2 separate regions of the Mus musculus genome follow, and region 2 is linked to region 1. Evidence: chromatin loops called from intact Hi-C (ENCODE). Cell type or tissue: heart. All regions are shown on one strand. Links, peaks and the distances in the headings refer to the core of each region. The heading gives the core; the rest is flanking DNA. Region 1 overlaps Grip1 (glutamate receptor interacting protein 1). Region 2 overlaps Grip1 (glutamate receptor interacting protein 1).

Region 1 (12,283 bases), core at 2,006-10,005:
AAACAAACAAACAAACAAAACCTCCCCTGCAAATCTAAACAAACAAAAAAATACTTAGGACCTTCTGTAACTGTGGTTTTACCCCAGGCCACAAAATGGGCCATACTTGCATTTATTTATTGGAGAAAATTAATTTTTTTTCTAAAGTTTCATTTTATTTTATGTGTATAAGTATTTTGCATGTTTGAATGTATGTGCATCATGTGGGTGTCTGGTGCCTGCAGAAGCATAAAAAGAGTGTAAGACCCCTAGGAACGGGAGTTACAGGTGGTTGTGAGCTGCCGTGTGGGTGAGTTGAACTTGGATGGTATGGAAGAGCCTCGGGTGCTCTTACCCAGTAAGCTACCTCCTTCAGTCCTGGAAGAACAGTTTTTCAAATAGTAAAATACCAGCTCACATCTGGGCAGTCATGCTGGTGACACTCTGTGGACATGACAAAGTGGATTCGGAAAAGCCCATGGGGGCCTCAACTCTACACAAAGAACCACAGGCAACTGAGGAGAGCTGGGGTGGCGAGAGGTAGATTTTCCAAGGAAGAGTACAACATTGGCTGCCCATGCCAGAGGGTCAGGCCTGAAAGCATACACACAGGTAACATTGCATACAGAGTAGGCTATATTTAAGAATATATTCACTGGGTCGAGATGGTACATGCCTTTAATCAAGGCACTTGGGAGGCAGAGGCTGGCGTATTTCTGTGAGTTTGAGGCCAGTATGATCTACAGAGCAAGCTTCAAGACATCTAGGGCTACACAGAGAAATCTTGTGTCAAAACCAACCAACCAACAAAAACAACTATATCTATATAACTCCGTCTTCTCTATCTCTATTTGTATGAAATAACAATTAATGAAAGAGGCCATGAATTTGAAGGTGGGTGGGGAGGTATTGGAGGGAGAACAGGGAAGGGAGAGATGTTATTATATTATAATAATAAAAAAAACCCTTCAAGTATCTTGTAAGATAAGGATGTCAGAGCGCCAAGCCTCCCTATATCTGTCATTCAGTGGCAGCCACTGTCACAAGCTACATTGATTCCAGTTACTTTCTTTTTTAATTCCTCAGGATTGTTTTTTATTTTTTTTTTTTTTGACAAATGCCAGACTTTGGCATATGCCTCTAAAGAGCAGATCATTTCCTTCTGAACTGACAGTTCTCAATTAAGGACGTGGCTAACAAGCATTGGAGAGAATGCAGAGACGTCGTCAGTCACTGGCGAATGCAAATTAAAAGCAGGGTGGGCCATACACCCCTCCCCCAATGATAAAGGTCATCATCACCAAAGATGGCAAAGAAATGGCGTCAGGGATGTGCAGAAAGGGGAGCCCACCACACGCATTGCTGGGGGTCACGTGAATCACGTCAGCCACTGTGCACCTCCTAGGAAGGTGCCTCAAAAACTGAGAGCAGAACTCGGTGTTGGGGGATGGTTCTGTGCGCTGTGTATGCAGATGCTGATTGCTATGCTCCGAGATCTGGTTGTAGTCTGGACATCGGGCGTTGCCATGCTGTTTGGAGCATCTCCTATCTCAAGGATGTAAAGAAGTTCTTTCCCATCACCTGATTGGTTAATAAAGAGCAGATCCTGGCTATAGCTGTGCAGAAGAGAAGAGGGCAGGACTTCTGATCCCAATCAGTGAATCTCAAGGACAAGGTGGGATTCGTCACAGGCAGATCATCAGGGGAGTCATGAGGACACACAGGGAACAGAGTGAGCAGGGGAGGAAATCAGGCTGCAGGCAAAGAAAGGCCCACGTGCTGGGAAGTAGTGGCCATACAGCATTGTTAGAATAGATGAGTATCTGCCCAGCTTGGAGCCTGTAGCTTGTCAATAAATCTATTAGGTCTCCATGTCAAATATTTGAGAACTAAAAATTTTAGGGCTAGAGGCATAAAAAATGTCCTATCGTTACTTGGGAGCAAAAAGGGTGAAGAAGCCGCCCCTGGTCTCACATCTATGACTCTATGTTACCGAACAATCTTAATGCTGGCTTCCCAAAGAAAATGAAATTATCATAGGAAGTATGCCCAGTGCCATGTTTAACGAGAATAAACTGGACGCAACAGCTGAGGTCTGAAATCAACAGGCAGTCACCAGTGCATAAATGAACGAATAATAGACAGGGCCAACGGCTTCCAGGGCTCTGTGGAGTTGGGAGAGTCTACAACAATGTCTTGCACATCTCAAAAGAATTGAAAGACTCTGAAGGTTGCCATCATGTAGAAATCATGCTCGAGGAGAGAGCAACGCTTAATTATATAGATGTGGCCATCACACATTGAATGCGTGTATCAAATTGTTGTAACAGTACCCCCAGAAGCATGGAAATGGCAGGTGTCAATTACTATGAATAAAAGCTATACCTGTTCTAGAGCATTACATGGATCACACATAGGGGGTAGCTATAGGCAGAAAGACATGGTTTTATAGAGACCCTGAATGTTATTAATTCTCTGATACAATTGGCCTTCATTACTTGTTCTCCAGTACCTGTACCTAGTTTATAATTTCCCCCATTTTCTCAAAAATTTTTTTCAGTGCGCGCGTGTGTGGATGTGTGAGTGTGTGTGTGCGTGCGCGCGTGTGTGTGTGCATGTGTGTACATGCTTCTCTGTGTGAGTGTGGATGTGAATGTGCCACAGGGCGCGTGCGCAGGTCAGAGGACTACATTGGTTGCTAGCTCTCATCTACCTGGTCCCACCTTGTTTCTGAGATGGAGTTGATGCTGTGTTTATCAGGATACTTGACCCACGGGCTTCCAGGGAGCCTCCTTTCTCCTACCCCCCTCCCTGTAGGCACAGTGGAATTACTGTACTTGGCTTTAGATTTGAACTTGAGTCCTCACATTTGCAACGGCCACTCCTTCTCCCACTGAGCCACCTTTCTCAGCCCAGGAGAGCTTATTAAATCATTAGGATCGCAACCAGGGCCGCTCATTGCCTCTGTGTTAGGCTCTGTCTTTCCGCTTGTCGGGGCACGTGACCATCCATGTTCCCTAGTGCGACTGACTTACAGTAGCCCCTAATCTGGGAGAGATGTCATTCCAAGACCCTGAGGATGCCTGAAACCACACAGGGAGAGCACCAAATAGTAGCCACAAACACATCGATGCCCTCACAGTTGATCTGATACAATGGTTGTGATGGTTTGTGTATGCTTGGCCCAGGGAGTGGTGCTATTAGAAGGTTTTTGACTCTGTTGGAGTAGGTGTGTCATTGTGGATATGGGTTTTAAGACCCTCATCCTAGCTGCCTGGAAGCCAGTATTCTGCTAGCAGCCTTCAGATGAAGATGTAGAACTCTCAGCTCCTCCTGCGCCATGTTCCTACCTTGATGATAATGGACTGACCCTCTGAACCTGTAAGCCAGACACAATTAAATGTTGTCCTTATAAGAGTTGCCTTGGTCATGGTGTCTGCTCACAGCAGTAAAGCCCTAAGACAATGGTTCATTTGTATTACAAGTTATAGACCCTGATTGAGGGAATCCAAGATAGGAACTCAAGGCAGGGGCCTGGAGCCTGGCACCAAAGCAGAGAGCAAGGCAAAACGCTGCTGCCATCTGAGTCCCAGGCTCCTTCCTGCCCAGCTCCCTTTCTTATATAGCCCAGGCCCCTCCCACGTCACCGAGTACCACAGACACATCCACAGGCCAATCCGACAGAGGCCATTTCTCAATGGAGGTTCCTTCTTGTGTGTCAAGTTAATGACCAAGATTAGCCACCAGAGGTGACTACTTAATCACTAATGGGCAAGATGGGCTTGGGGTATGGGTAGGCTGGGAGATGGGAGGGCCACATCTCAAGTGGAGATGGTGTGATGTGTGTGATGTGTGTGATGTGTGTGATGGTGTGGAGATGGTGTGAGATCTCACCACGCTACTGAGTAGGGTGTAAACTTCACAGTCTGAAGAATGTTCTGTTGGGGGAGTTTTCCATTTAAGACCTTCAGACTACAGTTGGCCACAGGCAATTGAAACCACAAAAGTGAGAACTTGGGGTGTTGGGGTGGATGGGGAAAGCCGCTAGCTGCATGGCTGGGGTTGCATCCTCCAGCCTGTAGAAGAGCCTTCTATCGCACCATCTCATTAAGTTGGCTCTGGTGTTTGGTAAAGTCAGGGTATTTGGGAACTACGAATAGACCATAGGTCCCAAGGAGCTTCCTATGATGTCACACATCCCCGTCAATCTATGACGTCACACATCCCCGTCAATCTATGTCCCGTCTCCTAGTTCACCGACAGACATCTGCGCCTGACTCAGTAGCTTCCTTGAGGTTGCAAAGAATAACCTTCTCCTGCCTGGTCCTGCCACTCTTCTCACTTATTAGCTAGAATTACTTTGGAAAAACAGAACATGTTCTTCAATTAGCATTGTCTGATTAACGCAGTTAGTACACGAGAGGCAGAGTGAATGCTAATTCAATTTCAGAACAGAAAATTACTTGGTCCTATGGAGCGTCCCATATTGGTTGAGTTCAAGTGTTTTGGTATTCTCTCCGATGCTCAAAGGCATTTGCATTTCGAAAAGGCTCGATGCTTTTCATGTTAACGCATGGTGCTTTCCCCAGGGCCTGGGTGTACTGACTGATAGGCTCTGTATTTCCTGGTACAAAGTATCGCAGATGCGCCTTGAATGTTTCCTGTCCCTCTTCTGGAACCAGCTATCACCACAACCCCCTCCCAATTTTTGACTAGAAGGGAAGTTTCTATATTTTATTCTCAAGAGGAGGCAAAGGAGGAGGAGGCGGGAAATGGGGAGAGGGCAAACTATCAATAGACTGCTGATAGACTGGCCGTCCGTGGGTCCTGTTTACTGGTAAGTGCAATCTCTGTTCTTGAGTTGCCTGCCTATGTGCTGCTCCTTGGCTCTGTGGGTATTTTACTTTTGACTCATTTTCTTCTTTGAGCCATATCCTCTGTGAACAGGTAGCATTCCTGCGGAGAGCCATAGCCCCAGCTTCTAACTAGCACAGTATGCTTTTTAGCTCTATGTTTCTTGCAACTTGCTACACTGTACAACACTTTGGGCTCCCTGATTGGCTGAGTAAGGAAGTCAGCATCTGTCTGGAGGCACTCTGAATGAGACAAGCCTAAGCGCACAGTGGACATCAGGAAGTCCACTTTCGTCTCAACAGCCGAGGCTTGTTTTCCAACGCCAGAATCCTTGCCTTTGGAAAATGTACCTAGAATCGAGAGATTCTTCTTTGATCAATTGGCTCGTGATTCTTAGGTATCTGTCTATAGGCCAGAAGCTGCGAGGGGCTTGTGGTGGTTTGAATGAGAAAGGCCCCCAAAGACTCATAGATTTGAATGCTTGGTCACCAGGGAGTGGCACAATTTGAAAGGATTAGGGGGTGTGGCCTTATTACAGGAAGTGTGTCATTGGGGGTGGGCTTTGAGGTTTCAAAAATCCCATTCCAAGCCCAGAGTCTCTCTCTTCCTGCTGCCTGTGGATCCAGGTGCAGAACTTCTACCTTTACATGTTTCTCCAGCACCACATCTGTCCGAGTGCTGCCATATGCCCTGACATGGTGACAAGGGACTTCTGAAACTGTAAGCACTCATGTCCCCGTCAAATGCTTTCCTCTGTCAAGTTGCCATGGTTGTGGTGTCTCTTCCCAGCAACAGAACACTAAGTGCTAAACAACTACTGACACACCAGACTGCCAAGGTCAACCAGTTAACCAGAGCATGAAGATAAATTAGCTCAGAAGCCCCTGAGCTCTGGTTACTGACCAAGGCCTTTTCCTCTCCCTGGCTTTACATGTGACACATCTTGATGGTAAACTGTTCAGGACAAGGGGCTACTGACTGCCCTAAAACAGAAATCAAGGTTTCTGTGGAAAGATGTCCTGAGGTGAGAAGAGACTGAATTTTAATAGCCAGCTGTAGCCTTGCCTCAGAAACTGCTTACGAGTAGTAAATTAACACAGATGGAGTTAATTATTTTAGATTTACATAAAAGGCCCCAGAAATTTATAATATACTAATGGCAAACCCTGTCTGGCTGCTCTCAAAATAGCCACAATAACTCACATCATGCAGAGAGCTTGCTTGGAGATTGCTAGAGCTAACTTTTGATTCATTGCTGGGCCCCCAGCATTTCTAAGGATTCTGAGGTTTTAGTCACCTATCCTCCACACACAGACAAAGCCGCCTTATCCGAGCACGTTCTCCCGTATGATTGCCTCTGATCTTCCAACAATTCTGAACAAGAAAATCATCCTTTCTTCTGATGAGGCCCTGAAGCCTTGAAGAAGCTGACAGAATGACCTGTTCTGATCTAATGCAAACACTCCAGGATTCAATACTGGAGTATCTGACCTCATTTGCTGGGTGTCTTCTACCAAATCATGATTTCTGTTTGGATATACAATCTTCTCGCTGGATAGGCAACCTTTATTCATTTTCAAAGGCCCAACAAACTAAAGATGAATCATGGAACATGTTTGCTGGGTCCCTTCTCATGTGCGCCCTCTTGTGGTCACCCGGAACATCACACAAAATCCTGCTCTTTGAAGATGGCCTTCTTGAAGCTGGTTTTACCTTCTCGTCTAGCCCACGAGACTACAGTATATCTTGTAGAATCTCTATTCAGGAGAGGCCTAAGGGGAAACTGAGGCATTAACACAGTTTCAAGACTTTTCTTTTCTAAAGGAGCCAGTGTACCCCTTGAAACAAAACCGTGAACAAGGATATATACAGTTTCAATGGATATCGGCCCAGTTCTGTGACTGCACACAGTTGCTTCAAAGTCTAAAGCCTGAGGGGGGAGCTATGGCAGCCGGTATCGAGGCCACTGAGATTCAAGTTCAGATCTGTTTTACCTTTTTAAGCTAGACTACCTGCTTGTCTGAACCCTATCCACAGGTAGAGATCAGAAATCCAATTGACGCTTTAACCAGAGCCAATTCACCCCCTTTCCAGACCAACTGAGCACAGCACCTTGGGAAAGTCACAGTAAATGACAGCCACCATGGAAGCAGTTCCTAATCCCCGACAGCCTCTTTAGAGCTCAGCCTCAAAGCAACACCTCAGTCCCAACAATGATGCTGATTTCCTTAGAAGCCACCAGGCCCTCTGGGAGTGCTCCTGGCAGGCACTACTGGGGCAGCTGTGCTCCTTTAAGCAAGGCATTTCAAGCAGTGTCAGCTTTGAGGATAGGCCTACCTTACCTGTAGATCTTAGAGAAAAGAATAGAATAGAATAGAATAGAATAGAATAGAATAGAATAGAAAGACTCCATCTTCCCAGCCAGCTCTTTAGCCCCAGAAGAAGCAGATCTTGTTTATATCCCTAGAAAGTCCCAGGTTTCCAAACAAATTGGGTCAGAAAGGCAGCTGCTGCTGCTTCCGTCAGGGGAGCACCCTTGGCAGAGGAAGACAAAGGCCAGCTGCTTCTGATATCGCCTCCTGCTGCTCCCTGGCATCCTGTGGCACCGAGGCTGAGGACCAAGAGGCTGTGAGATCAGGACCCAGGATGCTGGCTCCATGGGTTGGCTCTAGGCTGACTTACTTGGTCTTGGAGAACTTAGTCCCAGCTGAGGGAGAGCGGCCCTTCTGAAGAACTGTGGTGTATTAACAACTGCTTTCCCCATTCACCCCCCAAGCCCCTGAATAATGCATTTATTTCACAGAAAAGCAGAGAATTCAACTCCAGCCTCGGGAGCTGATGGTCACCCAGTATTGGGCCTCCATGTCTCTGGCCTTACTTCTTGCCTCTCCTGCTTCTGAGTACTGGGTGTGTGCACAGGTGCCCTTATTCCTGGTGTCTATTCTCAGAGCTGCCTGGTGTTGCCTCATGGCAATGGCATTCCACACTCAGCCTCTGCTTCCTGGTTCTCCCATAACTCCAGCCTGGCTTCTCTAGCTTTGAACCTTTCCCAGTTCCGACCCACGTGGGCCTCTTTGATTGCAGGACCGATTGTCAGCTCTTGTCAGAGGCACACTGTCCACTGATACTGTGAGAATTAGAACCTAAGGTTATTGCCATTCATGGGTGGTGGTGGTGGTGGTGGTGGTGGTGGTGGTGGAGCAATGACAAGTTGGAACTGACCAGGGTCCTAATGAGCAAAGCACACATTGTCTTGATTTTATTATATCGGCACAGTGCCTCAGACAAAGATCACTAAATCCCATCTTAACTAGAGAAAACCCTAAGCTGCGGGCTATACTGATATGCCTTTAAGGACCACAATACTGCTGACAGATACGGCAAACTGTGTGGAGGGAAGGTACAGAGCACTCTTCCCCTAACACGGGGACACCGGTGAGGCAGTCTGACCTTCAGAGAACGAACCCAGCATCTTAAACGGACACTCTAGAGATGATGTAAACCTCTACAACCTACAAACCAATCATCACAGAGACAGACAGGGACATTGGGGAGTCGGATCCATGACAGAAGTTCATAAAGAACATGAGGAATAGCAACGAGGCACACTGTCTCGAAAGCTTGTCTCACAGGACCACTGAAGGTCACGTGAGATGTGGGGTGTCACCTCCACTTGACATATCTTCCCCCGACTGTAGCGGTGGACAGCTTGCAAAACATGACAAAATACCAAGTGGGCTCTGCCTAGCAAAAGTGCAGAGGACTCCCAAGTTACCCTTTAGAACAGACAGTGATACCGTCTGAGACTCCTTATGCCACTGACTGATAAGACACCTCTTGATTGCTCTTTAAACGAGCTTTGTCATTGCTGTAATCCTTGGTCACTCAAGTAAATTTAAAAAAAAAAAAGCTTTTTTTTTTTTTAATAAGTTTTTCGAGACAGGGTTTCTCTGTGTAGCCCTGGCTGTCCTGGTACTCACTCTGTAGACCAGGCTGGCCTCGAACTCAGAAATCCTCCTGCCTCTGCCTCCCAAGTACTGGGATTACAGGCGTGTGCCACGCCCTGTTCTAAAAAGGCATTCTTTTAAACATGAGCCTTTTTTTCCCACAAATTTTGTTGTTGTTGTTTTGTGGTGGTGGTAAGGTTTAAAAAGGATAGAACCGCATCCATGGGAATGCGATGGAAAACATGCATTTTGAGGATTTCTGGGGCCACTGTTTAATTGAAATGTGCAACCCAAAGTCTGTTCCTTGTCACCCTAGCCAATGGTCCCCCAACAGTGTTCACACTGTTGTTTGCCCTTGGCACCACGGGGGATAAGCTGGCTGCCAGGCTGACACAGTGACAGGCAAAGAGCCTCCACTTCTCTGAGTGAGCAGTTTCCTGGCTTTGCATCCTGTCCTTGCTGGCTCTAGCTCACGCTTGGACAGCCGAGGAAAGCTGGAGTAAGACTGAACGAGGTCGACTGTACCTGGGAAAATGTGCCTTGTGAGGTTTCCCTCCTCTGCTAGCAGGTGGCCCTGCTCTCTCTTTTGGAAGCGAGAAAAGCCAGACTCATACTCTCTCTACTTCTGAAGAGAAGGGAGCCCAGCAAAGCATGGCTACAGATGATAGCCGAGTTCACACACCAACGGAGCTGCTTTTAGCTTCCCGTGATTTCCGCTGCAGGCAGTCCTGAGCCAGCAGTCAGGAGGTCTGTGCCTGGCCCCGCTGACTCCTGTAATCCACCACGGTGACCTCAAATATTTAGTGAAGAAAGAGGCATGGGAAAGAGTGAGGTATTTGCCTTTCATTTTTCCTCCTAGGGCCACGCCCATTCCTAACCAGGGGGCGGGGTTACAGAAGAATCTGGTGGCCCCCCGCAGCACTCTGTCCAAGGAGTAGAGCAGCATCACCGCACTGGCTCCACTCTGACAAAACTCCCAGCCTGCAAATGCACCGTGCGTGCGCGCTTGGCTGAGGAAAAAGCTGATGCTCCTGCCAGGCAGTGGTGGCGCACGCCTTTAATCCCAGCACTGGGGAGGCAGAGGCAGGCAGCTTTCTGAGTTTGAGGCCAACCTGCTCTACAGAGTGAGTTCCGGGATAGCCAGGGCGATACAGAGAAACCCTGTCTCCAACCCCGCCCCCACCCCCACCCCCCAAATAAAAAAGAAAGGAGAAACAAAATAGTTGAGTCTCCAGAGTGACTCAGAGTGACTCAAATGTTCCGGTGGAGTCCTCAGCAGCCTTAAGTGTGTGTGTGTGTGTGTGGGGGGGGGGGGGGGGGGGAGAACCCTGGAAAATTATTTTAAGAATCCTTCTGTCAAAAGACATATATCAATAGCTGTATACAACTAAATGCTAAACTTAATTCTGTTGGAAGTCATGCACAGCAGGGAACCAGTGAGTGTCAATAGGAAATCATTTTTAAAGTTCAATTGGGCTGAATGCGAGGAACTTGTCCTCTTGCAAAAGAGCTTTTGATTTGATTTGGCTTTGGTGCCTGGAGGTGTGTGTGGAAGTGCAGCGGTGACTCATCGCAGAGATGGATCAAGTGGCCACCAAAGGATGCTTAAGATTCCAAAGGGGACAAAAAAAAACGGACAGTTATCAACGAAACACAGCAAAGATTGCTTGTCCCTTATCTACAAAGAGAAAGCGTTTGTGATAAGCTGCAGCAGAAAACAGAGCTCATATTAAAGATAAAGCATGGAAGCTCCAGGGCCCGAAGTGTAGCCTCGCTTCCCCTCCCACCATTCTGTGTCTGTGATTGCATTAAAACAGAATACTATCTAGAACTAGCAAGACGTCTGCCCATGATTTTCAATCTTTAGACCTCAAGAGAATCCACTGACGATATTGCTAAAGTGTCCGTGTCCCTGGCTCAGCGTCCCTGAAAACACAGAGACCCTGCATTTTAACAAGCACTCCATGGTGACGGTCACCTCGCACCTATAACCCAAACAACTATCTAAAGTTTCTCTCTTCAAACTTGTCTAAGGTCTGTTAGTGACTCTTGGAATTAGTTCAATACAAGCTGTACTTAAGAAACAACAACAGCAAAAATGCCAGTGTACACTGTGCTGGGAAGTTTGGATTCCTTCATAGATAGGAAGTCAGTGTGCACCGTGTTTAGGAGCTCAGTACGCTTTGGCTTTGAGAAAGTTGGAGAAACAGAAGTCCATAGTAGATCCAGCACCACTGTTTACCACACCATCACCCTGAGTACCGAATCACTCCAGCCCTGGTTTCCTCCCACCTGTGGATGTGAGCCTGCATGTCGTTTTTTCCCTAAGGGTCAGGAATAGCAGCTAATGAGTCTGCCTTCAATATGAATGTGGACAATGTATAGTTTAGTCTGCCTTCATCAATGACCCTAACAGCAATGAAGGCATAGTGGATGAATAATGGACCATGTAGAGCTCAGACTTTCTCAAAGGACTGAAGAAACTGGGGGGTTGGGGGGCTAGAGGAGAATGTAGGTAGAAAGTAAGGGGTAAACAATGGAAGGAGAACAAATTGAGACATGATTTCATGCCAACTTAAGGCAGGATGCATTTCCATTTACTGTGTCAGTTTGTACCTATGGAGTCTTTGGGGGCCACGCTGATTCTGAGTCTGCAGCGAGGCTGAACATCATGGTTGCCAGAGACCAGAGACAGAGCATACAAAGTGCACACAAGGCTGAAGATGAGCTCAGTTTGGTAAGATGCTTGCCTAGCATGCATGAACCCCACAGTCTGGTCCATAGCCCTGCATAGAACCAGGAAGGTCAGATGTTTAAGGCTACATAATGAGTCTGAGGCCATTCTGGACTATGCAAGAATCTGTCTCAAAAGGAAAAGAAACGTCAGGATAAGATGTGCCCTTCAAAGACACATCTCTTTCATTTAACTAGGCTTCCCCTTCCATGGTCCTACCACCTCCCAATAACGTACTCAAATTTCCAATCTACGAATGGATTACGACATCCTTGAAGCCAGAGCTGTCCCTAGGTAATTGATGGAAATGTCTCTGAAATGCCCCAGGTGTGTTTACTAAGATCCTAGGCGTCTCTCAGTTCCATCAGTCGGGATTGACCACCGCAGTCAAGAAGCTAACAGACAAGCTTTTGTATGGGGTGATGTTAGTGCCCTGCAGCCCAGGAGGGCTTGAGCTTTTGACTTCCCTTGTGTATCTTACAATGACAAGGAGTTCTCATTCATTTTTATCCATTCATCATCTCTTGATCACGAATGGATCCCAACTTTAGCCCCGTGGCAAACCACCACCAGAAAGACTGAAACAGAAAAGCAACAGGGAGCATGTTTACAGACATTCATGACACCTACAATGGCCACTCTCAGCTCTGATCTACTGCATAGTAGAAATTACTCTACTGTAATCTTTCGGGGACTGAAACATTCACCTTTGTTCAGACTCTGCTTGGATCTCTTCCACCTAAGAAGGGAGGGGGGTTTTCTGCTTCAG
Region 2 (12,283 bases), core at 2,484-10,483, 260 kb after region 1:
AACCGCAGTTACCCTATGGATATGAATTGTTCCGCAAGAGGAATCATGTACTGAGTACCCAGCTGGCATTGCTGCTGAGGGGTGATCAATTAATGAAGGTCCCGAACTCCCAGTGGACAGACTGATCTGTTGACACATCCTTCCATGGCATAACTGGGAGATGGTAGACACTTGGGGTAGACCCTCCTGGAGGAAGTAGATGTGACGGAGTGCTCTGGAAGGGTAAACCTTCTCCCCTCTCTCCTTGCTCGCTACCCATTGTATGGTGAGCATCCGAGCTCCACTATACTCTCCAGTGAGCCCTGTATTTCATGATACAGCTCAGGAAAGTGTAATCACTAAAAGTATAATACGAAATAAATCCTTACTCCCTTATGTTGCTCATAGCAATGAACCACTGACTAACACAGTATTGTGTCAGTGTGTACATGTGTATTCATAGGTGTGTTATAAGTCTTCAGAGTTAGTTGTGTAAGAACCAAGGAAAGGGAATGTCTTACTCCTGTGCCTCTCTCAGAAGAAATCTACATTTAGTCAAGTTGCAAAGGATTCTAGGAGCCATTCCTTGTGTTTCTGAGTTCGTTATCACAACTTGAAGGTCACCTCTCCTTCACTTGAAACAGCGGTGCCCACATATTTCACCTTTATTTCCATAAAGATAACATGAACTGCCCCTTAGAGATGTTCTGCAAACACTTTCATCACTGATCACGGCCCAAGGAAACAAAAGGAAGATGGATTTTAACCTTCTAATGATGCCTAAAGGGGAAAACCCAAGAGGTTCATAAAAATAGAAAAGTTGAAGAAGCGAGGGAAAGAGACAAGCAGTTAAATGAGGGAAACATTCAAATCAGAGGCTGTCCCTGTCTTCAGGCATCTCAGTAAGAAATTGTGTGAGCCACCTCAAGGCATCGAGCCCAGGGCCTTCTTGTGTACTGGGTGCTCATTGGAGTCGGGCAGCCACTGGAGGCCAGCTGAGTCTCAGAAGGAGTCCAGGACATAGCCCCCCTGCCACCCCGGATGTGATCTCACCTGATGGCCAAAGGCTGCCAGACACCTTGAGATGGTCTAAGCCACTATCTCATCCTAAAGTAGGGAGGACTAACCTGCAGGAGGCCTGCTCCAAGTGCCTCTAAAGCTAGGACAGAGTCTGTGTCAACAGCAACACAAGAGTTCTACAGGGAATCTCAGTGGCAGGAATAGAAGCAGGACACAGCCATGATCCACAGGTGAAAGAGGAAGGGAGGAGGGGCCAAAGTTGATGGTGATGACGACGATGATGACGACGATGACAACAACAACAATAAAGCTGGGGAGATGGGGGAGCTTTGAATTCTGAAAGTTACCCTATATGTCATTCTCAATGCTGTCCCCACCGCCGGCATGGCTTGGGTCTTGAGTGCTGAGGAAGGGCTAAAGTAGTTTCTCATTGAGTTCTCACAGGATTGCTTCCTGCAAAGGCCTAGGCTTAGCAAGGTAAAACCCGGAACCCAAATAAATGTATGTGTTCAAAATAGGCAGCACAAAGAGCTGACTCACTAGTGTTGTGAAGTGATTAGCAGGATGGATTGACGCACCCTCCGCTGTTCCTGGTTCCCTCGGATGCTGGTGACAATTAAGATGGCCCCCTCCACACAGTGCAGTGGTATCTGCAGTCACTGCTAGGTCATCATCAGATAGTGCAGATCTCTAGAGCTTGGTTCTCTTGGGTTTCTGCCTTCTAACCAACATTCCCTTTATCTTCCTGACTCGGAGACCTACTGGGGTGCTTCCTGCTGCTATGAGTTTGATTTTGGTGGTTGTTGTTGTTTAAATGCCACAGACGCACAGCAGGGTCGTCGAGTATTAAATCTGCCCGTTTTATTCCTTGTAAAAGTTTGAACACTGGGGATATCATAAAGATCCAAGTGTCAAAGACCTGGTCTCCTAGATGTCCATATCAAAAGTGCAGGGACTTCTATGAGGTAAGGCTTTGTGGGAGATGCTCAGGTCATTGGGTGTGTACCCTCCAATGTAGTCAGACAACACCAGTCTATTCGTCTCTCCATTCCATGACTCATGACTGAAGTGTTTCTGCTCCTATCACACACTCGTGACTTTTCCTCCCTCTGTGTTTGTCTTTCTTTATTTGAATTATCGGAGATCAAACTTAGGGTCTTCTAGATGGCATGCAAGGGCTCGTCAGCTGAGCTATACTACCTGACGCTAGTCTCAGAGCATTGGGAGCAAATGGTCACGTGCAAGAATATCCAAAGCTATAAAAGTAATGGTTTTCTTGTTGTAAATCGGTGATTATATCAGCTAAGTAATTATAGTCACAGAGAGCTTGGCCTAGTGCCCTTCAGATTCATCCATGCTGTAGTAAGTACCAGGACTCTCTTCTTTGAGGCTACTATTCCTGGTATACAGTGCATCTTCCTCATCAGATCACCCATCGATGGACACGTAGGCTGATACCATTCCCTGCCTTTCATCAATAATGCTGCAATGGACATGCCCATGACCAGTCTATCCCGATGATTTCCTTTGTCCATGTTGTTTAGATAAGGGATTACCAGATTACAAAGTAATTTGGGACCTTCTATGCTATTTTGAATAATGATACCATTTTCCATTCCTACCTACAGTGTCTAGGGTTCTCCCCCCACCCCCACCACATTCCTGTCATTCTCTGAACTAGGTTTTCGAGGGACATTCAGGAGCTTGCTTGATCCAAAGGGAATCCCAGGAGGATGAGACTTTGGGCCTGGCACAGGCTAATGAAAACCACCAGCCCTACATCCACTGCTTACAGGAAGAAACAAAACTGGTGAGCTGTGAACAGAGCCCCAAAGTAATGGCCCAATTTACCTTTGAAATATAATAAAATGTCTTTTAAGCAGGAGATTAGAGACTTTCTTGGCATAATCCACAGCACAGGACAGCTCTGGAGTAAATTTACACCCTGTCCTTCCCGCTCCCCACCCCCCTCCTTTGGTGTTCCATTATCAATCTCTCAGCGGGGCTGGGATTTCAGCAGAATTGGAAATAACAGCATTCTGCAAATCCCTGCGCGGTCCTGCTGTCCCCCCTTCTCCCCCATCACACGCGGATGCCTCTGAGCTGTTGCAGATTAAAGGTAATTCTCGGTCATTACTGGTGTCATTTATCACCCTCCCTGCGTGTTTCTTTTGTGCAAACCTTGAGGAAGCCTCACTCATTTGTGGAAGTTCAGACTCTAAGTGGAGAATGAAGCTGTGGCCTTTTTTCCTTCTTTTTCTCTTTCCTGGGCAGTACTTCTAGGTGTTTCTTAGGATACAGCCCCTTCCACTGCTGCGACGATGACAGCCAGGGCCAAGCTTGTCAGGAGACAAAAGACAAGGCCATCTATCACCATCATTTGGAAATCTCATCTAGCGAAGGATTTATGATCTGCTGGGGTTCAGAGGAGATTAAAAGAAAACAAAACAGAGGTTGAATAAAGAATGTCTGCTGGCACATGAAGACGAGAGGGATTTCAGAGGAGACCCGAGGTGATTGGCATGCAGTCAGACGTGCCACATGACCCAGGACACTGTGCCACACCGGCGTGGTCGGGGAGAGTTGGAGACTGCTAAGTGGCATGGTTGTGCCATTTGAAGAGCGGCCCACCTCCGGAACATCTGATGTGGACAGGAGAGAGGGGCATGCATACAGAACTGTGGAACCAGACTCTTATGGTCAACAAGCTATCCTATAGGCTAGACACAATGACAGCCTCGTGCCTCAGCCTTCCTGGTTTTCCATGAAGGGGTTGGTTGTTATGATCTTAATTCAAGATGTAAACCTAGAACTCCCTCCCCGTTAGAAAGTAACCAACATTCAGTAAATGCTAGGCTGGCCTCCCAAAAGCCACCAGTGACCCACTCTCATTGAACTGTCAAGAAGGGTAGAGAAGTTACCAAGACTATTTACAATAGCCTCAGTACAGGGGTGCTGCTGGAATGTGTTATTGCCACACATGTCGCCATGCCAACAGCATCTCTCTAGTCATCCTAGCCGTTCCAGAGAGCCAGGTCTTAAACTGGACGGGTGAAACCTCTGTCTTAACTGGTTATCAGACTGGTGGCTTAAGGGACACTTTGTAACCTATAAATGTACTGGTTTTGCCTGAGTGGAATTTAGAAATGACTCAGCTGCATAGCTCACTACAACTTGTGCTTCTTTTAAATGACACACACACGGGGCTTGCCTTAGAGAATTGATACAAGTTCACCTCACCTAGTGCCTACAGTTTTGTACGGTGACTCTCGGGGGGGACTGAACAACAGAACCCACCTCTTCTAAATGTGGACCAAATACGTCCCAGATTTCCCCAGTGGCTTAGCAGGCTTCTTACATCCACTGTAGCTTGTCTGAATCTTCTAGGGACTTAAGATTCTTGTCTCTTCTTATAGGTTCCCTTGGGTGATGCACCTCCCAGATACAGTTTCTTCCTCTTACAATGTAATTTGATGAGATACACCCCTCCACAGCTCCTTCTGGGACCAACACCCCCCCCCCTCCGCCCCCAGCTACCCAATGGAGCCTCTCTTAAAAATCCACCAAGTCCAGTCTCTGCTGCCCACATACTCTTGGCTATGTGGCCTTCACTGGAGGGTGGTCCACTCACCGGGGGTTGCCCTCTTGAAGAAAACTGATATGCCCCCTTTAGCAATTATTACTTCCCAATAGCTGCTGAGATGGGGGTGGGCGCTCATGCCCTCTTCTCCTCTCTAGGCTGGATTTTTGTTTTGCGTGAGCTTGTACAGACCTTGCACGTGACGCCTCAGCTGCTGTGAATCCACACGTGCAACTGCACCACGGTATCCCCAAGACACTGTTTTCCTGTCGCTAACTCCTGCTCTGATCTTCTTACAAGCTCCCTTCCCCTTTTAGTGCATCTGTCAACCCTCCCTAGAGAGAAGCTTCCCTTGGCAGTCGACAGTGATCCACACAGACACCCACAACTGCTCAAGGTACAGAGAGTCAGAGACTCTGCAGTGCTTGGTCTGAAGGAGACATCTTTGGTCTTACAACCTCTCCTCCCAAGGCACAGGCGTCCTCAGGGAAGAAGAGCTGGGAAGAACGTAAGAGTCAGATGCATATTTTAAAGCTCCAAACTGGTCCAAGGAGGCGCTCCTGCTGGTAAAATGCGCACCTGCGAGTGGCCCTACTGTGTGCAGAACTTCCAGGAGAACCACAGGTTTGCTCTAAATCTTACAAAAAATGCTTCTTGCTTTATTGGCTTCGTGAGGGACAGGGAAAGCCCATACTCGCTCTTCCTCAGGTTACAGCTATGTCAGGGAGGTACCATGAGTCATGAGTAAGTTACTCGGGTGTGGAAAATGAAAGACTCTGATTAGGAGGATGCTTGTGAACAGATGACAAATGTAGAGGGTGACGTCATTGCAGTCAAAGTCTCCATATTTACAAACATATGCACTTACTCTATCATTTCACTACCTAAACTCTCCTCACCTTTGTCACTTTTCTCACATAGAAAGCCACTTACTTATAGCTCTGGTGGCATCACTGAGAGCATTAAGGTAACATCCATTGTCAAGACACTTTACTGCCATCTGCTGGTAGAAACATGCCATTACTCACTACATACTCTGGCTAAGATGTGAATGGTACCCCATCCATCAGCTCTGATTTGGACAATGTCTGACCACTCCCAACAACCTGTGAGCTCTGAGCATCTCCACGAGGGGGAGCAGCGGAAAGCGGTTGCTACGTTGTTTTGAAGAAAGAAGTTTAAGGATAACTTTAATACTCAAAAGAGAGTGGAGTTTCTGCGAATTAATTATCTCTTTCCCCAGAGCACTTTATTCCTTTCTGTGGTTGTGAAAACCAGGCTTTGAATTCTATTCTGACCTGACTGTGCTAGAAGGGACATGGGGATGCTATGTCGTCGTAAATGTTTGATATGACTATGATTTTACTGCTCCCCATATCTGCCAGAACCAGCTTCTTCAGCCGACAGTGAAGAAAACAGAGAATGCCTACCAGCAAGGCTTGTATTACTGTCAGGGGGAATGCTTGATACAGCACAATCAACAGCGATATTAACTGCTGTTGACTCCGGAGGTGATATTAATTATTGATGCCGTTCCTGTGATCTCACGTTCTTCCCAATGTGCAGAGACATTGTTACTCTAGTTTCCCATCTTACAATCACCATTATTGAGACGTTTCTATGTCACAGAGGTAGACCAGAGTCTGAGTCTGCAACTCTGCGAACAGGTACCCTGTGGCCAAGGGCGGAGCCAGTGCCAGGCTTAAACTAGTTAAGATAGTCTGCTTTCACACTTGAACTGGGCCTGATGGCTCCCTGGACCCTTGAAGTCTTATGGAGGTCTGTTGATGATATTGTCATAATGCCATAAAGGAAATGGAAATCATAGAGTAATGACACAGAGAATGGCTTCTTGGTCCTCTATCTACATCACTGTCCTACTGACGTCATGGCGACTTCAACAGGAGAAACGCACTGGCTAAGAGAATCCGCTTCGGGAACTAGCTGAGTTGCTGACCGCAGAAGGGCACAGCGCATGTGCAGAAGACCCTTACGCGCCAGAGAGGTCTCTGCTCAAAGCACAGTGCTGACAGAGCACGCAGCCCAAGCCTTTTCTTCCTAGCATCTGTTTATACAAATTCTGACCAGGTGGCAAACTCTTCCCCTCTGCTCTCAAGCAACAGGATGCAGGACAGAGAACACCTGTTCCAAAACTGCTCTGATTAGCTGGAAGCTGGCAGGTATAGCAAGGGCTGAGGGCCACTCGGCAGGAGAGGATCCTGCTGCCTTGTCAGCCCTTGGCTCTGCTCCTGATCTTGGCTGTAGTCCCTGTCGGTGGCTAATGGGATTGATCCACGGGCATAAATCTTTAAACTCCTGCTGGCAAGTGCGACGTTATCTTATCCAAGGCCACCACAGTGTGCCACTGCTATCTAAAAGCAAATGTTTCCAACTTGAGGAAGATACTGGAGGTGCAGGTAGGGGTGTGATGCCCTCCGCTCTCACACAGCTTCCGGGGAAAGTGTGTCATTCAGGTGATTGTGCATGCACACGTGAGTGGACGTCTTTCATGATTTATGTATGCGAGTTTGCTTAGAGAAGGTAATGATAACCAAGTCAGCACGTGCTGGTTGGAGAAATAGAAGCAACACTCCCAGGGGAAACTTAGGGGAGCAATAAATAGAGGGGGAGGTGAAGAACACTGTGGGAGAGTATCCTAGACAAGGGAGTGTGTGCAGGACGGAGGAGACCGAAGCTCCATGAAGAAGGAACAACATGGGAGATTGGAGATGGGGTCTGAAGGGAAAGGACAGAGCTCAGGGAAGAAGGGACAGAAGAGCCGAAGTGGGAGGAGTGGGTGAGAAGCTGGTGTGTCGTTGAAAAGCCCCATCAGGACAGCCCACTGCAGCATGCATGCACTGGACACTCCTTAGGGTGTCTCAGCCATGGTCCCTCAACCCAACAGGCACACACATTTCGGCCGGCCCTTTTAGGTTTCTAAGGATAGAAAACTCTCACACAGAATGCTGTCATGTTAGTATCTGCTTGCTGATACTAAAGCACTGATCTAAACTTGACTCACAACAGTGATAAGAGGGAAATTCTAGATTTTGTTGTTGTTGTTGTTGTTGTTATTTACAGACATAAAAGTCAAAGGGCAGCATGAACCTAAGTCAGAGATAGAATATAGTCAGTGTGGTTAAGAAACTTAGAAAATAATTATAGAATGTTAGAGCCAAGGAAGGGATATTTGGAAGCTTGCAACCAACGGAGTTTGGTGTGTGCTCAAAACTGCTCAGGAAATGAAGGTTTCTGTGAATCTTCTAATTTCAATGGTTCTTAAATCACACTCCCTGTGATTTGAGGTTGCTCTGGGTTTTGTACAGCAACTCTGTAACTCTAAACTGAAGAGTCCACCCATTGTGAATGTGAACATGAACGTAAGTCTAATTTATTAAGCAGGTGTTATGCTCTGTGAACAGTTGTGAATGGATGGATGCAGGGATGAGCAGTATATTAAGAAAAATACAAATGGAATGACTTGACCTTTCATCATCGAGAGCAGAAGGACCGATGCTTAAAGATGTATTTATTTTTATTTTAGGCGCACAAACGATGTGCCAGCAGGAGTGTCTGTGCAGCACATGTATCCTCCGCCTATGAGACCAGAAAAGGGAAGCAGATCCCTTGGAGCTGATGTTACAGACCGTCCTGTGCTGCCACGAGGGTGCTGGGAACCAAACTCGGTCCTCTACATGAATATCAAGTACTCTTAACTGTTAAGCCATCTCTCCAAAACCCGGGACTGAAATTTAAAGGGTAGAGAAAAAAAAAAAAACCAAAAAAACCAAAAAAACAGTTTTCTCTTCCTCCTTCCCTATGTCCTATTTTCTTCGCATCAAGAGAAGGATAAAAATAGCCCTGGCCTTTTGCTGACTTCTGAGGGATGTGGGAACGGATAAATGCGTTCGGGTGTGTCAAGCTCCTGAAGTTCCTTAGGGAGAAGCCACAGGTTTTAATGTCATAATAACAAGCTACTTGTTAAGCTGTTGCTCCTCTAAACATATCATAAGTATCTTCAAACCAAGGTTGGAGCAGGTCACGTGCCCAATAGCAAACTTCTGCCAGCTCACCTGGCTCTTAGCCTGGTGCTTCTCTGGGGCTCAGTGTGGGCTAATACTGAATCTGAGTTTATTTAGGTTGAGTGGTTTGAGCTGGAGGTGTGATGTCTTCCTGCAGGGAACTGAATAGGAGCAGGGATGGCCCTGACGCCATCTTCCTCTGTCTACTAGACTCCAGGAGAGAGGGGGCGGGGTAGGGAGAGGAAAACAGTGGATATCAAGCTTTTCCAAGCTTGTAACACTTTTTTTTTTGTAGGAAGTAACACCACATTTCTCATGCATGTCTCCATGGAAAAACGTATTGTTCTGATTAGAAAACACACATCAAGGTCCCCACCTCAATAAAGAGAAGTAAAATAAAAATAAAAGCTTATTCATTCTCTTAATATTGATCCAGACAATATATCTAGATTTGCCTGGATTCTAGATGTAGAAAGGTCTTCTCTACATAGAGTTAAATACAGAAAAGAATATGAAAAGTAATGTTTTCTGCAATATGTAAAATATTAAGCACTGGAAAAAAAAGAAAGACACTGATAAATGGGACCTTGCAGTCTCATGATATCGGTCAGATTTTTAAAAAGTCATCATACCGCCATTGCGTACCTGGGCTTGAACACGCACTGGGAAGAACACAGCAGAAGTAAGACATACGTGAGCAAAGAAACTAAAACCGTAACTTCACACAAGTTAGAAGCCAGGCTGTACCTATGTACAATAGCATTTTTTAATATATGAACACACCATATGCTTTTAAAATATCAAGTATATGAAGCTGCATTTGTGCGGAGCCATATTCTCATTTCCGTTCAGGACACCACCCTTTGGAAGTTCCCTTCTCCCAGATTCTGCGCAGCTTAATTTCTCCTTCCCGGGATGGTTCTGTTTCAACTGTCTTCACTTTATCAACTTAGACCAAAAAAAAAAAAAAACCCTGCTAGTCTCTGAAGTGAAACTTCAGGAAGCATTTTGTCCTCTAGATGGGACCTTGTCCTCATTAGAATTGGGAAAAGAAAATGTATTAGCTACTTCGCTCTTTGCTGTGACCAAACCCTGGTCACAAAGCAGCTTAAAGGAGGAGAAGATACTTTGGTTCAAGGTTGGAAAGGATCTGGTCCGTCATGATAAAGAACGCTTGGAAGCAGGGGCGCCATGGTCGCCAGGAAACAGTCTCGAGGGCTGGTTCTCGGCTGGCTTTCTCCTTTCCCCCTTTGTTTCAGCCTGGGGCCCCAGGCCATGGCCTGGTTCTACTCAGATTCAGGGCTGGAAAAGCCCCTCTCTCTCTCACACACACATACACCTAACGGTGTGCCTCCCTCATCAATACCTCAGGTATCCAAGTTGACAATCAAACTCAGTTACCACAGGAAATACGCAGCTTTGCTTCGAGGGAGTTCCTTTAACGCATTGAGTATTGTTTCTCCATCCTTGGCTCCAGAGCAGCCTTCTACCTTGTCCTACAGGAGTGAAATCTGACTTTTGTAGATGCTTAGGAAATTCAAGATAGACTACACAAACACACTATTCACATCCTCTATTGTTACCATGATAAACTTAATTATTTATTTCTTTGATTTTTTGTTTTGTTTTGTTTTGTTTTTCAAGACAGGGTTTCTCTGTGTAGTCCTGGCTGTCCTCAAACTCAGAAGTCCGCCTGCCTCTGCCTCCCAAGTGCTGGGATTAAAGGCATGCACCACCACTGCCTGGCATCTTTGAATTTTTAAGGCACAGTATTTGGAGCGTGACGGCCTGGGGTGAGACCACAGAACACATATTTCTACTCTGTGACTATGAATACATGCAGGTCTTTGTGAGCCAGGAACATTGTAACACCTGTCTTTGAGTTTTTTGAGGGTAGCTTTGTGCCCTTCAGGTAGCCCTGCAAATGGTAGCTATTACATAATGATCGCTTTCTTCCTGTCTCCGTCTTATCATAGTATGTGTCAGGACCACATCACATTAGAACATCATAGGTCTACATAAGCCAGCTCTCCCTGATTCAGGAGCACTTCCCTTGGAACACTTGAGCATCGAGTATAGAAAGATAAGAAGCCATCCTTACAGACTTAGGAGAAACTGGGGAAAGGAGAGGAATACGATCAAAATATGTTGCATGAAACTCCCAAAGAATTAATAAGAATACTATTTTTGAAAGGAAAGAAACTGTCTTTATTCTTTAAGTAAGAATGTGAGTCCAGTGTCGATGGTAGATATGGATGCTCATGGTGCAGGAGCGGAGAAAGGAAACCCTGATGACCGCTGGGTGGTTTGATGGCATTTTATTCTCCTGGTCCCAGACGAGGAACAATAGAGAGGTGTGACAGAAGGCAGATGGTAAACATAGGTGCTGGCGAAAGCCTTGGGTCAGACAGATTTGTGTTGTCAGTATTATAAACTCTCCTCAACAACTGCAGCCCTTTGTAGAAAGCCTGGGCCTTTAGGACAGAGGGTGTGAAGGAGTCAAAAGAGGAGGACCGAGGGCTGAGTATTGTTCCGTAGCCGAGAAAATCTGTTCATCCATTTCCTGAGAAAGGCAAGGTAGCAGGGAGGGTCAGAAAGTATCTCCCTTCTTGTCCCAGGATGTCAGCACACAGTACTGATGATCACGGGATGTGAGTCTATAGTCCAGGCTGTGGTCAGAGTGTAAGAGACAGGGAAGGGCTCCTGGAGATGCTTCACGGGGACAGATAGGAAAGATAGGGAGGGAGAAACTGAAGGACGCTTTAGGCATCTCTACAGGCAGAAGAAGAGCCAAAGCCGGTACTGTAAGCTTGGACGAAAGGTGCTTTGATGCCGCTGGTGTTTTAAATTCAAGAATTCAAAGTGGAAGTGGCAAGGGCCCCAATTCTGGGTAGATAGGCAAGAGAGGAGAGGGTATCCAGGGTTCCTGGGGCTGTGTCTTTGGCAACGGGAAATATTAAAAGCTTTGAGCAGTGTTTTCTATTGTTTGTGTGGCCGAGAAGAGGAAAGGAGAGAATTAAATAATGAAGATATTCTAGTAATTCAGATGTAGATGGCAGGGGCTTGAGTCAGGATTGCCATGTCAAAACCTAAAAACGTGGATGGATGTGAGAAGCGCTCTGGAGGTCCCACGGCCTAACTGAGGAAGCGCCTGCTGCTAACTGGGGTTTCCTGCCTCTTTCTGAGTTGTGCTGAACCACCTGTGTGGTCATTTGCTAGGCACCATGCTATGCACTGGTCGACAGGTTCATTCGAAGAGTAATCCCATGAGGGCAGGTAACTGGGAATTCTTAGTAAAGAAGAAACTGAGGTATGGAGGGAGCATGTCTATGATCATTCAGTGAGTAGCTGAGGATGGTTAGAAATCACATTTAGACAGCCTGACTCCAAAATGCTTGCAACTAACTAACTAACTAACTAACTAACTAACTAACTAACAACTAACTACAGGTCTTCATGCGAACCTGTGCCGGTACTCCTCAGTACCATTCCGTTGTTAGCGCTGATGCTCTGAGCTCTCCTGCCTTTCTGCTTCCTTCCTCCTCTCATTCTGTCAACGCCTCTCCACCATGGCTGGTTCTGGGGCTTTTCTATGGCTCAGATCCTGAGCCACGCACCTTCATAATACATTTTTATCTTGTTTTATTCTGTCAAAAAGAAACATATGGACAAGACAGGAGAT

What was found. A loop is a pair of places that touch in the nucleus more often than their neighbours do. Peaks named below come from ENCODE experiments on the same cell type or tissue, not always from the same donor. Only the 100,000 strongest peaks of a DNase experiment are listed, where the experiment ranks them.
Region 2: a loop joins it to region 1, with 5 times the contacts of the local background. A loop is called at or near these places in 6 of 42 quality-filtered maps.

The regions. Positions count from the first base shown.
Region 1 is chr10:120,058,816-120,071,098 of GRCm38, reverse strand. All of the region lies in intron 21 of Grip1 (glutamate receptor interacting protein 1), which reads right to left. Among named protein-coding and RNA genes, the nearest start is that of Helb, 48 kb to the left of the region's middle. In heart, for the core only: a CTCF peak has its summit at 6,472 (motif pointing left); no DNase peak of the experiment used is centred there; H3K4me3 peaks cover 564 bases; H3K27ac peaks cover 844 bases.
Region 2 is chr10:119,797,132-119,809,414 of GRCm38, reverse strand. The region is part of intron 1 of Grip1 (glutamate receptor interacting protein 1); the gene reads right to left. Gm51815 (a long non-coding RNA gene) reads left to right here. Exons shown (of 3, transcript XR_003949037.1): 3 at 1-12,283. Among named protein-coding and RNA genes, the nearest start is that of Gm51815, 17 kb to the left of the region's middle. In heart, for the core only: a CTCF peak has its summit at 5,579 (motif pointing left); no DNase peak of the experiment used is centred there.